Regions from separate parts of the Mus musculus genome. Here region 1 is linked to region 2. The links are chromatin loops, found by intact Hi-C in ENCODE. Cell type or tissue: gastrocnemius. All regions are shown on one strand. Links, peaks and the distances in the headings refer to the core of each region. The heading gives the core; the rest is flanking DNA. Region 1 overlaps Lpin1 (lipin 1). Region 2 holds the start of Ntsr2 (neurotensin receptor 2).

Region 1 (8,199 bases), core at 1,313-6,312, 90 kb before region 2:
ACACCCAGGCTAAACAAAGTGAGATTTGACCTCCAAAACCTCAGACTTGGGAAAGATCTAACAGACTGCAACAGCCTTGGCTGTCAGGAACCAGCCCGTCTAAAACTGTGACTCCACAGCCCAAAGAGCATGCCCAAAATCTAGAAGGAAGACGACACAGAAGACATGAGCAATTCTAGGCAAGTGGAGAAGGAGGTGAACACTGTGGGGCTGGCAGGGCTGCCTTCCTCATCCAGCTCTGGCTTGCAGCCACTCCCCTGTTCTCATACGCAGGCCAGGAGCTACTCGAGTCCCATCCTCAGCCCTGCCTTGGAGGAGCAGCCACTGGACTGGCTTCTTAGAGACACCTGTTGACAGTCATGACCTGTGCATGTGCCCCGGGGTCTACTCCTGCCTTTCCACAAGTATGCTTTCCCTCTGCAACTTCCCTTGTTTCTGCATCCTGGTGTGTGCCACTCTAGGTGTTGGGAGTGGGAGCAAGAACCTACATTACCATGATTTACAAACTCTTGCCCTGGTGAGGGAGGGAAGTAGGGTCAGGTGCAAGAGAGGGAGATCGGAAACACTGACATGGGAACTCCTGAGCATCAAGACACCATGGCCTCAGGTTTCCCAAGTCAAGCTACGATTCCCCATTAACCTGTCCCTCCCCAAACCCCTTTTCTTAATCATGTTAGCGCTCACCTTTGGCAAAGGTTTCTGGAAAGCCTGCATCGCCAGAAGTAGAGGAGCTGCTGTTGTCCAGTTGTAATACCTAGCGAGACAAGGAAATGGTGTCAGAAGAGGGGGCCATGTCTACTGTCACGTGGGATGTCACAGAACAGGTGGACCCCAGTGATGCCTTTCACCAAGACTTCTGCACTGATCCTGTCTACACAATGCCTCCCTCCCTCCTGTTCACCTCACAGCTATGGTGAGGGTGGAGGATCAGCAGCAGACAAGGTGGTGAGGGTGGACAGACAGACATGCCACTAGCTGGGCAGCAGCCAAGTCCCACTGTGATCCTTGCTCCAAGCCATGACCTACTGACCTCCATGGAAAAGGGACAGGCAACTACTCCATAACCTCCTGAGACAACACATAAAAAAGCCACTTGTCACCTCATCTCAGTGGGGAAAGTCTACCAACAGTCAGTAGAGGTCACTGCACACCACAGACCTCGGATGGCAATAAACTAACATCTCTAAACTTAAGGGCAGCTGTGCCTATGCATAGGACCAGATAGTCAAAGCCCCAGAGTCTGGGCACCACCCCTGACACTGTCAATTTCAACTTCTGGTGCAAGCACATATTAAAATTCCCAAGATGGGGCTGGGGCGACAGCTCAGTAAGTAAGGTGCATGCCCTCAAAGACTCTGACTTCAGATCCCCAGCTCCCACATTAAAAAGCCAAGCCTGGTGACACAGACCTGTAACTCCAGTGCTAGGGAAGTGTGGAAGCAGAGGGATGCCTGGGGATTGCCTGTCATCCAGTCAGGCCAAACCAGCAAGTTCCAGATTCAGTGGGAGACCCCATCTCAAAAATAAGGTAGGAGACTGGGTATGGTGCCAACCACCTTTAATCCCAGCAACTAGAGAGGCAGAGGTAGGCAGATCTCAGGGAGTTTGAAGCCAACATGGTCTACATAGTTCCAGGACAGCTAGGACTACACAGAGAGACCCTGCCTCAAAAAAAAAACAAAAAAAAACAAAAAAAGATAGAGTGCTCAAAGATGACAGATAATGTGTACCTCTGGCCTCCTCATACATACATACATACATACATACATACATACATACATACATATGACACATGCACAGACACACCATATATACACACCACACATATTTACTTACATAAAACACACACACACATACACGTGCACACACCGACAGACACCGACACACACACACACACACACACACACACACACACACTCCCCAAGACTCGCAATAATCTCAACCCAGCAGCTGCATGGGAACATAAAATTTTCCAAATGATAAAGGGCAACAGTTAAGTTTAACAAAGACTTTGTTAAGGCCTGACGGAAGGCCTGACACGGTGCCACTGTCAACAAGAACTCACTTATTGCCAACCTTGACCACGAGGTTGGGGTCATCGATGATAGCAGGGTTGTCGGCAAATTGCTGATATGACACGGCTTGTTCCAAAAATGCATCTGTGGTAGCAACGGTAGGACAGGAGGGGGGAATCACAAAATGTGTTTCTTAAAGAAACAGGCCAATTTTCAGCAGACTCATCCCCATGTTGTTTCCCTGGGAGGTTACAAACAGCACTACAGACAGTCCTACAAATCCTACAAAATACAACAGGAAAGAGGGAGCCCGGCTTGATGTTTTAATTGGGGGGAGGGGGTATTAAGATATCAACAAACATGGGAGTGGAGCCGGCATGTAGAAGCGGAGAATGTTTACCAGGGATGCCAGCTTGAGTCACTTTCGCTGTGGTAACCTGAGACAAGTGACTGAACTCCCAGGCCTCAGAGACCGTGCCCTTAGCATGTGCATCATGGTCCTTTAAGTGAGGGAGGATGGCACTCGGCATCCTGCCCAAAGTGAGGCCTTGGGCAGTGTTGGCAGCTGCACGGCCAATGACTGTCACCTATGCCAAGTGCGGGAGCTCGAGCCCTGTAGGGCCTGCTGCTGACCACGCTCATTCTCGCTCATCCTTGGAGGTGCCAGCCTCCCCAAGCTCAGGGCAGGCCCTCCAGGTGGGAATGCTATGGGAGCAGAAGGCCCAGAGAGCCTCTGAGGGTCTGGCTGAAGACACTGACTTCCTTCACCTTCCCTGCCCAGTGGGGCCATGCCTTGGGCCTATCATGGGGTGCCCAGACCTTTCTTTCCAGTATGGCAGACGGTGTGCGTAAATCACTAAGGCCCTACTAGTAGTGCAGCCTCTGGAACCCAGGAGGGGAACATTTCCAGAATTCCCCAAACTGACTCAACCGCCCTCTCCCTCCTCTAGGACCTGAGATTTCACACACACTCCCAACATTACAGAGCTACTGATGTGACCCCTACGCTGTCCCCCAACAGGATTGCCTTGAACACTCTTCAGGGCTGGCCCTGGACACAGGGGACACCCACTTGTGCTCACGATCATCTCTGAGAATAAACAGCCCCAACAGCCTTCTTGCTGCCTAAAGGCCCTTGCACCCTGACAAAATTCTAACTGTAACCAGACTCGTGTGGGGCCAGAGACCGGTGAACCTTCCTCTTTCTCTCCAGCTCACCCAGGAGCTGGAGAACTGATCCTAGAGTTCTCAGCTCCCGGATCTTCTGACCAGTGGCCACAAGAGGGTGCTGTCCCATACAGCCTAGTACCTTTGGTGATCTCTCTGTGGTCACTGAGGCCACCGCAGAGGGAGATGGCGATGGATGGCAGGTCCCTCAGGCTGTCGGAGGTGCTCTCCACACCACTGTCGATGCCCGAGCCTCCCACAGACTGTGGTGACTGGTTGGCTGACCTGGCTCCGTTGTCACTGGCTTGTTTGGGGAGCCCACCAGGATCCCCACTGAAAGGAGAGAGAAGCTGTCCTGAGCATCCCGCCTTCCTCACTCTGACTATTATACCAAATGACCCTCCAGACAGCTGCACCAAAAAGGAGCAATTGCTACCTACCACCTCAGGGCAGCTTTGCCATCAACACATCGGAATAGACGTCAAAGTAAAGGCTGGCTCAGGAGGGCCTGTCACATTCTCCTGTGATACTCCAAACCTCAGTGAAAGTGTGTGTGTGAGAGGCCACTGTTACCCACCAGAGCACTGGCTCTCCTTATATCCAAAGGGACCCTCTCTCTGTCTCTCTCTGTCTCTCTCTGTCTCTCTCTGTCTCTCTCTCTCTCACTCACTCACTTAGATGGTGGGCCACTGCTCACTGCAACCCAGACTCAGGCTCCTTCATGGAATAGCCTTGAACTCACATTCCTGTAGAGAGGGTACAGGGCAGCCACATGTCCCTACACACACACACACACACACACACACACAGAGAGAGAGAGAGAGAGAGAGAGAGAGAGAGAGAGAGAGAGAGAGTGTCTTAAACTGGCCCTTCTCAGACTACAAAAAATGGTATCATCCATTATGACAGATAGTGATATGATAGCTCAACCCTGCAATGCAAGCCCTCAAGAAGTTGAGGCAGCAGGACCACCACGATTCAAGGATACCCTAGACTTGAATCCAGTCTAAAAATAAAGTAGTCTGAGCAATGAAAAGAACTTTTACTTCTTGGGGAAATACAGGGCTGCCACTTCAGGGTCCATGTCCGTGAGGTCGTCCAGATAAACACCATCAGCTCCAAGGTGTCGGCTCCGTTTATCTGAAAGAGTACATGGAATGGATCAGAAATGTGTTAGCCCAGAAACCAACTCAGGAGCTCCATCTCCAAGAACAGCGTCCGAGCCCAAAGTGCAGTACCATGGCTGCCTCCCCGTCCCCTCCCTTTCCCCGTGCCCCTCCCCGCATGAGCCACACACCGAGATGCCAACAAGTGCACTGCAGAACTCCCTTCTGCACGTCCCAGAGGGAGTGACATCACAGCACTCATCCACAGAGGGCCTGACGGGTTTTAGTCCCTCAACAGTAAAGCTGTCGCTATGATTACCTTAATTGATAGCTGCAGACAACAAAACCTTGCCTGAACACTTCCCTGCTGACACTCTAAGACACAGCATCCCTATGGCTGCATGATGGGTCCTGGGGCACTGTGTTCACAGACTTCCTCTCCACTTCATGCTGGGAACTGTGTGGCTGGCCCATACCAACCCACAGTGCTGCACAGTGCTACCTGGCTAACTGGGGTGAGGCTGTGTCATCACTACTTGGCACCGGTGTAAGCTGGTCAGACATCACTGTCCCTGTCACGGTTGGGAACCACGGATCTCTAACACTGCTAAGCATGTCTGGCCTCACACTAGGACAAGGGGCACTCAATCTCCTCACGAGTCGAGAAAGCACAGGTTGAAGATTAAACACAACAGATGCCGTGGGCCTGGGTCTTCTGTGATATATTTGAAACTTTGCATGAGGCTGGAGTGTCTCTGGTGTGCAGCCTGGAAGTACGTGGGGAGCCCCATGCTCGGCTTCATACCTTTCTTCCTGGAAGGGGAATCTGTCTTGCTCGACGACTGTGCGGTGTTGGGATATGGGGCCTTGAGCTCTTCGGCCACGGGTGAAGGTGGGGCTGCCGCCCCCAAGGACTCGAGATCCTCCTCGTTCACAAACTGCATTTCCGTCTGGGCCTTACTCTGGTGGATGAGCAGTCCCCGGGCCATTGTTGGCGACTGGTCACTAAAAGTATCTGAAGACTCGCTGTGAATGGCCTGAAAATTCATTTTATCAGGAGTCTTCCGGCTCCCTAAGGGGCTGGACTCTTTCATCTTGTGTGGAGAAGAGGACTAAGGAAGGAGAGACAAAAGAGGGAAGGGGGCTTTGAGGAATGCTGAAAGCCCAGGCAAAGAGAAAAGCTAGGAAGTTAAACAACAGGAGGTCAGTTAACAGTCCGTGGCACCCGCCTAGAGAACCCAAGAGCAGGATCTCCGAAGCTTGCAGAGAGAACATCGTGGCCCTGGTAGCTTCTCTTTCTCGTGGCAAATGCTGCCCCAAACACATGGGTCCCAGGTTTTCACCTGCATTGCCAAGGCTGAGCAGCCAGAGAGCACACAAGTGTCTTTGGGAGGGGTGGCATGGCACGGTGGGAGCTGTGGACACTTGGGTCCAAAACTGAATCGAAGACAAGGAGGAGGGACACTGTTGCTGGCTATGACAACTCTGATCCATCTACCTCGTGTGCACCTTCACGGGGCCATCCCTGCTGCAGAGCAGGAGCCCCCGCCCACACGGGAAGTGGGTCTCACGGTAGGACATCCTTCAGAAATGAGAATAAATGCATCCCATCTATGCAGGACAGTGTGGGGAAGGGATCCTGCAAGAGCAATCTCTGTTACCACAGAGCAGGAGGGTGGGCACTCAGCATGGACAGCAGCTAGAACGGGTAAGGCTCTCCCTGCTGCTGGCCACGCGCAGTCTCTCTGGGACCTGGGATCAGGATGCATCGATATGCACCCACTGTGCAAATACAGAGCTGCTTACTTAAAACCTGCATCTCTCTAGACACACCTATCAGATTTCACTAAACTTTCTCCCCAAAAATGGGACTGGAGAAGACATGGTGGTGATCAGTTTGCACCAGAGGGAATTTACCATGCAGACATCTGCAGTTACAAAAAAAGGAAGACAAACGAAAACTGATGCGCACAGGCAGGCCCTCCCTAGCTGATATCCCTGGGCCCCTCACAGACAGAACCAGGCCACGGTAGGTAGATCTGCAGTTAGAGCTGCTTGGCCAGAAGCAGCCAGGTCTGCACTGTCACACTAGCTCTCCAGCAACTGCTGAGGGGGATGTGTTAGGATGGCTGGCTGGACCAGTCCTGAGGCTCACAGACAGAGATTAGAACTCTCCACAGAAGCGCAATACAGCCTGGAAGGGGAAAGAAGCCACCCATAACCAGCCACAAGAGACCCACTCTCTGCATTCACTCATGCACTCATTACATGCACTGAACGGAACTTCAAGGGACCATAATATCCTCTAAGAACCTTGTGATATAGATTTAATGTATATGTAAACGTGTGTGTGTGTGTGTGTGTGTGTGTGTGTGTGTGTGTGTGTGTGTGTGTGTGTGTATACATACGTATTAGATATATCATAGACAGGGTCTTGCTATGTAGAACTTGCAAGACCAGGCCTATCTCTGACTCCCCCTCAAGTGTAGGGATTACAAGAATGCACCACCATATCCAGCCTTTATGATTTATTCTTAAAGGTGGAAATGAAATCATTTAAGATGTCTGTAATGCGCTGAAATATGAGGCACAGTGTCTTGAAACAAAATCCTGTCATCCTGTGTTCTTGGAAGTGTGCCTGATTTATTTATATATATATATAAATGTATATGTAAATATATATGTATGTATATGTGTGTGTATATATATATGTGTGTGTGTATGTATGTATATGTATATGTATATGTATATGTGTATGTATATGTATATGTATATGTATATGTATATGTATATATATATATATTACCAACTGTATATGTGAACTTTACAGGGTGAGAAGATGAGAAACCGAGGCACACCCAAGAAGGAAGAAAGGGAATACTGAGCTGGAGAGATGGTTCGTAAGTTGGGTTCCCAGTACCCACATCTGGTAGCCCAAGCTACCTAATCATAGCACACTACCTGGGACTCCAGCTCCAGGGAATCAATGCTCCTGGTCCCCTTGGGCGCTTGCATTTATATGCAAATGCACACCATGTACATCATTACAAAATATTTTTTAGAGAAGACTTGAGGAAGTGACTTCACACACCATCTCTTTCAGCTTATCTGTCTATTCATATATTTTACTGATAAGGATATGCAGGCTTCCCCATGTCCAAGATCACCTTGCTGTCAAGTGCAGTGGGGAACTCACACCCAAGGCAATGCGCCTCCCAGACCCTCCTGGCCTCTACCACACGGAGGTTTTCTCCATCTCCTCCGGGGTGTACAAAGGTTTAGGATCAAGACCTCACCAACTAGATGTTAGAACTATTCCCCACTGATGAGCTGCAAGCTTCGCACACTGCGGTCCACTGGCTTCTTCTCGTCCTTACACCGCACACACCCCCATCTCAGCCCCAGTGGCTTCTCTCTACAGGAGAGCCTAGCCTTCCTAGATAACAGCATTTCTTCCAAGGGGCTCAGATTGCACCGCTCCATTCCTACGACATGATACCTCTCTAACCACCATGGGCCTTGGGGAAGTAAGGCTGCAAAGAAGCTAGGGTCTGTACACAAGCTGCGTTATCTTCTTTACTGACTTTGCATTTTTATATTTAATATATATTTTATATTATATTTGCGATATACAGTGTAGGTTCTTTTGTTCAAAATACACAGCCACACCCTGCCCAGAGGCACACTTGCTGAGTCAGCACCCCGGGAGTCCATCCCTTTACAAAGCTGGGATGGTAATTCCACACAGATGGAGCTAACTTACACACCCTCGATGCACCGTAACACTGAGATTCAAAGGCTTACCTTTGCAGCCTGTGGCAATTCACCCCACAGCCAGAGCATTTCCAGGTTATTCTTTGGCGTCAACCTGTCTGCAGACTTACTGACCAGCTCAGAGTCACTTTTTGGTG
Region 2 (8,199 bases), core at 1,769-6,768:
TAGAGTTTGACTTTCAGGTATGACATGGCCACTGCACTCTTATACCCAAGACAGGAAGAGTCAGCAAAGTACAGTGGGTGGCAGAAGCTGCGGCCTGTCTCATCTTCCGCTGTGTAACCCCTTCCTCATGTCCCTGTAGCCCCAGAGGCTAGGACATCCCTGACATCTTTAGCTCTGCCCCTTGGTTATGACAGCCTACGGTTCTTACAGCACCCCTGAAAGATTACACACACACAAAACAAGAGCTTGCAGAGTTGGTCTTACGTGATAAAACAGAACATGGCAAAGCAGGACAGGTGACTTCAGAGACCTTAGGCTGGTTGTACAGGGACAAGATCTATAAAGTCAGATTGGGGTTCCACCCTGGGCCTCTCTGTCCCTACCCACTCAGCAGGGACACCCTGGGCCTTCCTTACCCTGAGGAGGTTGGGTGTGCACAGTTCACAGCAGGCACCCCACCACTACGACATGGACTCCTGTCCACATCTGAATGTTCTGAAAGGCCTTTAAGTGCAAGAGAAAAAAAAATGCCAACTCCCCGGGACACTTCCGCTAATCTGGGTCACCACTCATCTTACTATTTTTAATTTGTCCTGTCAAGTTATTTTAGGAACCTCATGACTGACAGGTGATAAGATTGTACCTGTCAGGTTCAGCACTGGCCCACAGGCTGATGAGAAGACCAGCACATGTAGCCTGTGCATCTGGATGCCTGGACACTGCACTGTGAGGAAGGCAGAGTGGGCTGCATCTCCGCCATTGTCCCCGGAGTTCCAAACCTATCACAGGGCTTTCACACACACTGGCAACTTGCTAAAAGTGACAGAGTTCGTGGTGACACATGTCTCACTGCGGATTAGACAGCTGGGAGTTTGCACTGGGTAGGTGTTGTGGGTTTGGTCTAATGCTGCTTGTATTCTGCTAATTATGTTCCCCCAAAAACCTGTTTGCAGTGTCTCACATGTAAGACACTGAGGGACCCTGCCCACATTTGGTTCTGATTGGTAAATAAAGATGCCGACAGCCAATGGCTGGGCAGGGCAGACAGAAGTGGGACTTTTAGGATTCCTGGCTAGGAACAGAAAGAGGAAGGGAGAGAGAGATCCCCCATGCCAAGAGAAGGGACTTAGATGCCACACCTGAGAGGCATAGGACAGAGAACATAGATCCTACACCTTGTAGGAGTCAGGAGATCACAGCCCAAGAGGGTTACACATCTAGGGCTAGGTCAGCAAGGATGTAATATAGATTTTAGTAATTTGGGAATATCGGAGGGTGGACTAGCCATGTGAAGGTTAGGAAGTGGTCCAGCCATTGAGCTATTTAAGGCTTATATGTTGCCGATGCCGGGATTGAATTAAGTAGTGTTAAATGGGGAGTTACAGTTAGGTAGCATGCCAAGAACAGGGAAGTGACCACCAATGAGGCTCAAGCATGGGCTCAACATTGGGGTGAAACTACAGCCAGAACCATGCAGCTCTTATCCATCTCTGTCCCCTAGAATCTGGCAGGGCTTAGGGGGACTTGCTCGACCTCCAGCAGCCTTTTCTTTCCCATCTGGCCTCCATCAACATACCCCTGGGCTTTTAAGCGTGTGCGACCACATTTGGCATTCTCACTTGGGTTTTGAAGATGGAATTGGAGTCCTCATATTCGCCAGAGCTCTTCTTATGTGACACTTAGACTGTGCCCAGGAGGGCTGTTATCTGTGAGTCCATGCCTTGCCGTCCTCACCACCACTGGGACACCTCAGGTCTGTGTCCTCAGCCCTAAAAGCTCGGTTCTATTTTGAACATCACCAGTTGCAGAAGTCTCTAACTTTTTAGGATAGCACACTGATTTCACCCATGATTTCTGCCATGATTTCACCCTTCTCATGCTTGTCCCCTGCCAAGGCCAAGACTTCTCCGACATCACAGAATGATTTCTTCTTCTTCTAACTTTTGAGGGGATAGCTTAGTGTGTGGGGATGACATTGCTGGGGTCATTCTGAGAGCCACACATAACTCCACAAACTTTCTTGGGGTTAGACAGGAATTTCCAGGTGAAGAGTCGGCCAGTTCACAGGCCACAATGGGGGCAATTTCAACAGAGTTCTCTCGTCCAGCCCCCTTATTACACACTCTGAATGTGCCAGGGAGGGTCTGTTATTTGTGTCTCAAATCATAACAAGCACAGCAGTCTCTCAGGGTGAGGTGCAGACTTAATTCACTTTTGGCATTGTAAACCAGCTAACTGACACGCAGTTACACTGCATAAGGTATGTTTGAGCAAATAGCGATGCATGAATCAGCCAGTGCCCAGCATTGTAATGGGTCCCACGGGGGACAGGAGGGAATGGCTTTCATAATGCAAATCCAGAAATATTTCATGGGTTATAGTTACATAGCCACAGTGTCTGCTCTGGGTTGGTAGAAGAGTCCCTGCGGTAGAAGTATGGTTAGTTGGCAGCTTCGGGAGGTAAAGCCAATGTTTTGTTTAATAAAGGCATTTACAGTAAATATAGCCCTTCAAGATGTGCTTATGTTTGAGCTGAGCAAGCGCATTGTATTAGCTACTTTCAGGGATGCTCAGACAAACCTGACAAGAGCATCTTCAGGGAAGAGAGGCTTTGGTTCTGCTCCGCAACGCTGTGCTTCTCTGTATCTGCCTGCGTGCTCATCTCTCCAACTCTGGTTTGGAGATAAAGGCATGGAGTGCGTGTTGTTCCCCGTCCATTCCCCACCTCAGAAGCCTTCCCATATAGAAGGAGAATAAATCTCAGTTTCATTGTGGATATGGATCTGGAAGAAGATGAAACTGATTGTCACTGGGCCATACAACCTGTGAGGTTGGAAAAACAGAATCCGGAGGTATGGGTGTCAATCTAATTCTGTCCCCAGTAGACACTAGACCTCCTCTGAACAGGAAGATGGGTATCCAAAAAGTCTTCCAGCTCCAGAGTTCTCATTTCTTCATGAGCTCACAAATACGCACAGTTTAACAGATTTAACACACACTCGTCCCTCTGCTCTGAGGGTGACATCCTGGGACAGTGTGATACCAGGAGGGTGCGTGCACTGGCCACCTTCTTGAGGTTATTACTGCGACAGAGTGTCATAGTTAGGGTTGTACTGCTGTGAACAGACACCATGACCAAGGCAACTCTTATAAAGACAACTTTTAATTGGGGCTGGCTTACAGGTTCAGATGTTTAGTCCATTATTATCAAGTCAGGAGCATGGCAGCATCCAGGCAGGCATGGTACAGGCAGAGCTGAGAGTTTTACATCTTCATCTGAAGGCTGCTATGAGAAGACTAACCTCCAGGCAGCTAAGATGAGGGTCTTATAGCCCACACGCACAGTGACAAACCTACTCCAACAAGGCTATGCCTTTTTTTGTTTTTTGTTTTTTGTTTTTTGTTTTTTGTTTTTCTGAGACAGGGTTGGCTGTCCTGGAACTCACTCTGTAGACCAGACTGGCATCGAACTCAGAAATTCGTCTGCCTCCCAAGTACTGGGATTAAAGGTGTATGCCACCATGCCCGGCTAAGGCCACGCCTTCTAATAGTGCCACTCCCTGGGCCAAGCACATACAAACCATCACACAGAGGCAGCCAGGTTAATGAGAGCAAAGTTGCTGAAGCCTGGCAAAGCCTTCTCTGAGCTGTCTCTTTCTCAGATTGCTCATAGAAATGACAACAAACAGACGGGGGTGAGGGATGTTGCGAAGTTCAAATTGTGTCTGTCTGTCTGTACTGTAGCTTGAGCATCTGCCTGCCAATTAACTCATTTGATCCCTAGAGAAATTCTGCAGCATGGGTAGTATTTTAAAGTTGAAAAGCAATGGGGTGGGGACAGAGGGCTTTTAAAAACCTACCCACGGGTCACATGGCTTACCAGCAATGCCATCCAGGTGAACCTCAAAGGATGTCCTCCCCCACCTTCTTCCACCAACACGTGCTTTTCTGGATGAGCCAAATGGCAGAAAGATTGAAGACTGATTCTGGAACTCCCTCCAGAGGCGTGTCCTCCCAGTTTTGGAGGTTCCCAGAAAGGAGGTGGTGCTGGCTCCCCGGGCAGCTAGCCCAGGCTCTGGGCAGTGAGAGGGAGGGAGATCAGGCCACCACGAGACAGAGATGGAGACCAGCAGCCTGTGGCCCCCGAGGCCCAGCCCCAGTGCAGGGCTGAGCCTGGAGGCGCGGCTGGGCGTGGACACTCGCCTCTGGGCCAAGGTGCTGTTCACCGCGCTCTATTCGCTCATCTTCGCGCTTGGCACAGCCGGCAATGCGCTGTCCGTGCACGTGGTGCTGAAGGCGCGGGCGGGTCGCCCCGGGCGCCTGCGCTACCACGTGCTCAGCCTGGCACTGTCAGCCCTGCTGCTACTGCTGATCAGCGTGCCCATGGAGCTCTACAACTTCGTGTGGTCCCACTACCCCTGGGTCTTCGGCGATCTCGGCTGTCGTGGCTATTACTTCGTGCGTGAGCTGTGCGCCTACGCCACGGTGCTGAGCGTGGCCAGCCTGAGCGCAGAGCGCTGCCTGGCCGTGTGCCAGCCGCTGCGCGCCCGCCGCCTGCTCACCCCGCGCCGCACCCGCCGCCTGCTGTCACTAGTCTGGGTCGCCTCTCTGGGCCTTGCCCTGCCCATGGCGGTTATCATGGGACAGAAGCACGAAATGGAGAGGGCCGACGGGGAGCCTGAGCCTGCCTCGCGTGTGTGCACGGTGCTAGTAAGTCGCGCCACGCTCCAGGTCTTCATCCAGGTAAGGGAGTGGGGAGTGGGGTACAGTAGAAGGGGAAACCTATGTCCTACAGTTAGCCTTTAACACACACACACACACACACACACACACACACACACACACACACACACACACACACACTGGGGTAGTGAAAGAAACTAAAGCAACTCCTCCAGGGTCCTTCCCAGATATTCAAAGGACCAAGGAAGGGTGCAAGCAGCATCCCTTCACTACCCGTGAGCACACAGAGGATCTGGAAGGGTAAACATGTGAAAGTGCAGAAAGGCATGCTGGCTGGTGCATCAGGACATGTGTGGGATTAGGGGCTGCATAGATGACTGGACCATCATATCTTCTGCATTGAATTCCTGGCCAGGTGTGGACTGGAGTCTTGCAGCTATTGCTTGAGATTTTCAAGTCCGGGTGTGCCAGAACAATGGATTAGACTAGGGGCACACATATGGTGGTAGAACAGAAGGGTTTGTCAGGAAGAAAAACACTTGCACAACTGAAGTGGATACAGAGCAGAAGAGGAGGGAGCTGTTAGAAGCTCAAGGGCACTGGCCAGGAGTAGAGTATGTGCCATTTGCACAGCACCTGCCTTCTCCCACATTTATAATCCATGAGCTTTTTCTACTGTTTTGTCTCTTATGTGTAGCTGTTGGTGAGGGTCCCCAGCCTTTCTCTGCCATTGGTTTCTTTCATATTAATCTTGATACCTCTTTCTCTCCACCCTATTCTCTTGCCACAGTACAAGGCTGCGGTGCCTGGCATAAAGCTCCTTTTCTCTGCACCATCCTGTGTGTATCATCTGGGTCTGGTGGGCAGGAAGGGAGGAGTCTAGGACCTATTCATCCGTCCTTCACTTACCACCTCCCTCTTCACCCAAGAGAAACCATGGAAAGAGCCAATTGTGCCCATGTTTAACCATGTCCTACGGGGCTGCCTTTTCCCTATCTGGTTCAAGTTCTTCTTGAATGGGGACAAGGGGACCAAATGCCTAACAATAGTTTGCTGGTAATGGATTTGCTTTAAAAGGAGTTTGGCATTTGAAACATCATGTCCATCTCTAGAAAGAGAGTTCAGCCATTATCTGGGAGGAAGGGAGGGAGTCCAAGGAAACTGAAGGGTTCCAGTTGGGACACTGTTGGAAGAAACTTCAAGTTAAGAAAAGGATTCAGGACAGGGATGGTGAGGAAAACAGGGACACTGAGTCAGAATTATCAATTTGCTGGCTCCCAGGAGGCCCTATTTCTGTTCTCTGTCCCTGTTGGGGCAGAACGGAGTGCTTGTCTGTTGGTGTGTGTCATTCACATGCCCAGATTTGCATGGATGTCAAAAAGAAGGCATAGATGTCATGAAAATAATTAAATGTGACCTCATGAAGGTGTCAGCGATAGGGCACAGCAGATCCTCACTATGTGTCCTCTTCTCTCCTTCCCCACTTATGCTCTAGAGACCTGATCTCTAGTTTTCCTTCCCACTGAAGCACCTAACCTGGGCCACCTGAGGGCTTTATCCCATGACCCGATGCAGCCTTTCCCCCTTCCCCTCTCTGCATCCTGTCCTCATGTAGTCTTTCCATAAGCATATGAATAAGACGTCCAACCTGCAGGCGCTACCCATTGGCCTCTAGGAAAATCACTAAAAGAATGAGTAGAGAGAAAGTTCCCACAGGCCACTCCCTCTGCTGTCTTTGCCCTGGGTATGTCCAGGTGGCCCCACTTCACTGGGAACTCATAGTGACCCAGCTCTGGCACGGACTCCCTTTTGCCACATGGCTCTGGATACTGTTGTTCTCCTTGCTGGGTAGATTGAGAGGCACTTCCCAGAGCTAACACTTATTGCAACCTCTTGGCCTGATTCCCAACATCTGAGGTGTGATAATGGACTGTGATTTTTTAAAAAAAGATTCATTTAAATTTTAATCACGTGTATACGTCTGGGTATATGGGTATGTCCACATGAGTGCAGGTGCCTGCAGAGGCCGAAAGAGGACATCAGATTCCCTAGGGCCAGAATTACAGGCTGTTGTGAGCTCCCCAGTGTGGGTGTTGGGGACAGAACTCTGGTGTTTTCCAAGAGCAGTAAGTGCTCTTAACCACCGAACCATCTCTCCAGCCCACAGATTGTTGTTTTTAAATGAAAGTATCTATCAAGTGGGAGCCATTTGAATATAAAGGCTGAAAAGCTGGGGCACTCAGGGTCCTGTTTCCAGAGCTGAGAACAAAGTGGGTTGAGGAGACTGAGCACCCAGTGATGTGTCTGTTTCCTTGGAAAGAATTTGATTCCTGTACATAGGGAAGTATGGCTTCTCTGTGACCTTGGGCTTGCAATGTAGCATTGCAGTTCTGAGACTTTCCTTAGATTTGCCTTCCAGGACGTTGATCCCCCTACTTCTGTTGATGCAGATTCTTAACACAGAGCAAACCTGATGTCCAGAGCCATAGGCCTTTGGTGGCTGCCCCCATAACACTCGGCATTACCTTCACAGGTGAACGTGCTGGTCTCCTTCGTTCTCCCCTTGGCACTCACTGCTTTTCTGAATGGGATCACTGTCAACCACCTGGTGGCCCTCTACTCCCAGGTACCATCAGCTTCTGCCCAAGTCAACTCCATCCCCAGCCGCCTGGAGCTCCTGAGTGAGGAAGGCCTCCTGGGCTTCATCACATGGAGAAAGACCCTCTCCCTGGGGGTCCAAGCCAGCCTGGTGAGACACAAGGATGCCAGCCAGATCCGCAGCCTCCAGCACAGCGCCCAGGTTCTCAGTTAAGTCCTCTACCACAATACCCTGAGGGAGAGGAGCCCAGGACCAGGGATTGTGTCCATCAGTTCCTGGCTAGATGACCTTGGCAAGCTACTGCCCCTCTCTAGGCCCCCTTCTTCCTGTACCTCAAAAGCACAACGGGATAGTTAAAAGAAAGAACTGGAATTTTATGCATGAAATTACAGGTCCACACAGGGAGTGGCATACCCACACAGGAGGGTCTTGGCTCTGTTTCAGAAAGTTGGGCTGTGTGGGAAAGCCAAAAGTAGTTCCAGTGAAGGACTGCAGTCTGCCTATTGTGGATTCTCAGACTGGCTGGGTCCCCATATCCCATTTTCCTCTAGCACTCCCCTCTCCTGCTCACAGCATTCATCTGTTTGCTTGCTTGCCTTTGTAAGGATCCAGAACAATCTGGCCTTGTAAGAAACACTTTTTAAAGGGACAGGAAAACCGGTCTCTCCAAGTGCCCATCTGCCCTAGTTGAAATCTGGGCACCAGCTGAAGTCTGGGAGGATCCAATGAGGCAGATCTGTGTTCTTTGATCCAATGAGGCAGATCTGTGATCTTTGATCCAATGAGGCAGATCTGTGATCTTTGCAGCATCCCCATCTTGTGGGAAAAGATGTAAGTGCTGAGTGCACTGGATGTGATGAGTCACACATAGTCAGCCCAGGAAGGTGTCAGGCTTCACTTTGTAGTCGCTGAGCAGA

The links. Hi-C counts contacts between places; a loop is a spot of excess contacts. Peaks named below come from ENCODE experiments on the same cell type or tissue, not always from the same donor. Only the 100,000 strongest peaks of a DNase experiment are listed, where the experiment ranks them.
Region 1: a loop joins it to region 2, with 3 times the contacts of the local background. A loop is called at or near these places in 5 of 42 quality-filtered maps.

The regions. Positions count from the first base shown.
Region 1 is chr12:16,560,298-16,568,496 of GRCm38, forward strand. It overlaps Lpin1 (lipin 1), which reads right to left. Exons shown (of 21, transcript NM_015763.4): 7 at 8,093-8,199; 8 at 5,094-5,400; 9 at 4,229-4,322; 10 at 3,325-3,515; 11 at 2,066-2,159; 12 at 685-754. Among named protein-coding and RNA genes, the nearest start is that of Lpin1, 25 kb to the right of the region's middle. In gastrocnemius, for the core only: a CTCF peak has its summit at 3,290 (motif pointing right); DNase peaks (open chromatin) are centred at 2,582 and 3,310; H3K27ac peaks cover 2,732 bases.
Region 2 is chr12:16,649,381-16,657,579 of GRCm38, forward strand. It overlaps Ntsr2 (neurotensin receptor 2), which reads left to right and starts at 4,090. Exons shown (of 4, transcript NM_008747.2): 1 at 4,090-4,743; 2 at 7,217-7,490. The coding sequence starts at 4,120. It also overlaps a transcript of Lpin1 not described here. In gastrocnemius, for the core only: a CTCF peak has its summit at 4,579; DNase peaks (open chromatin) are centred at 4,350 and 4,515; H3K4me3 peaks cover 915 bases; H3K27ac peaks cover 1,338 bases.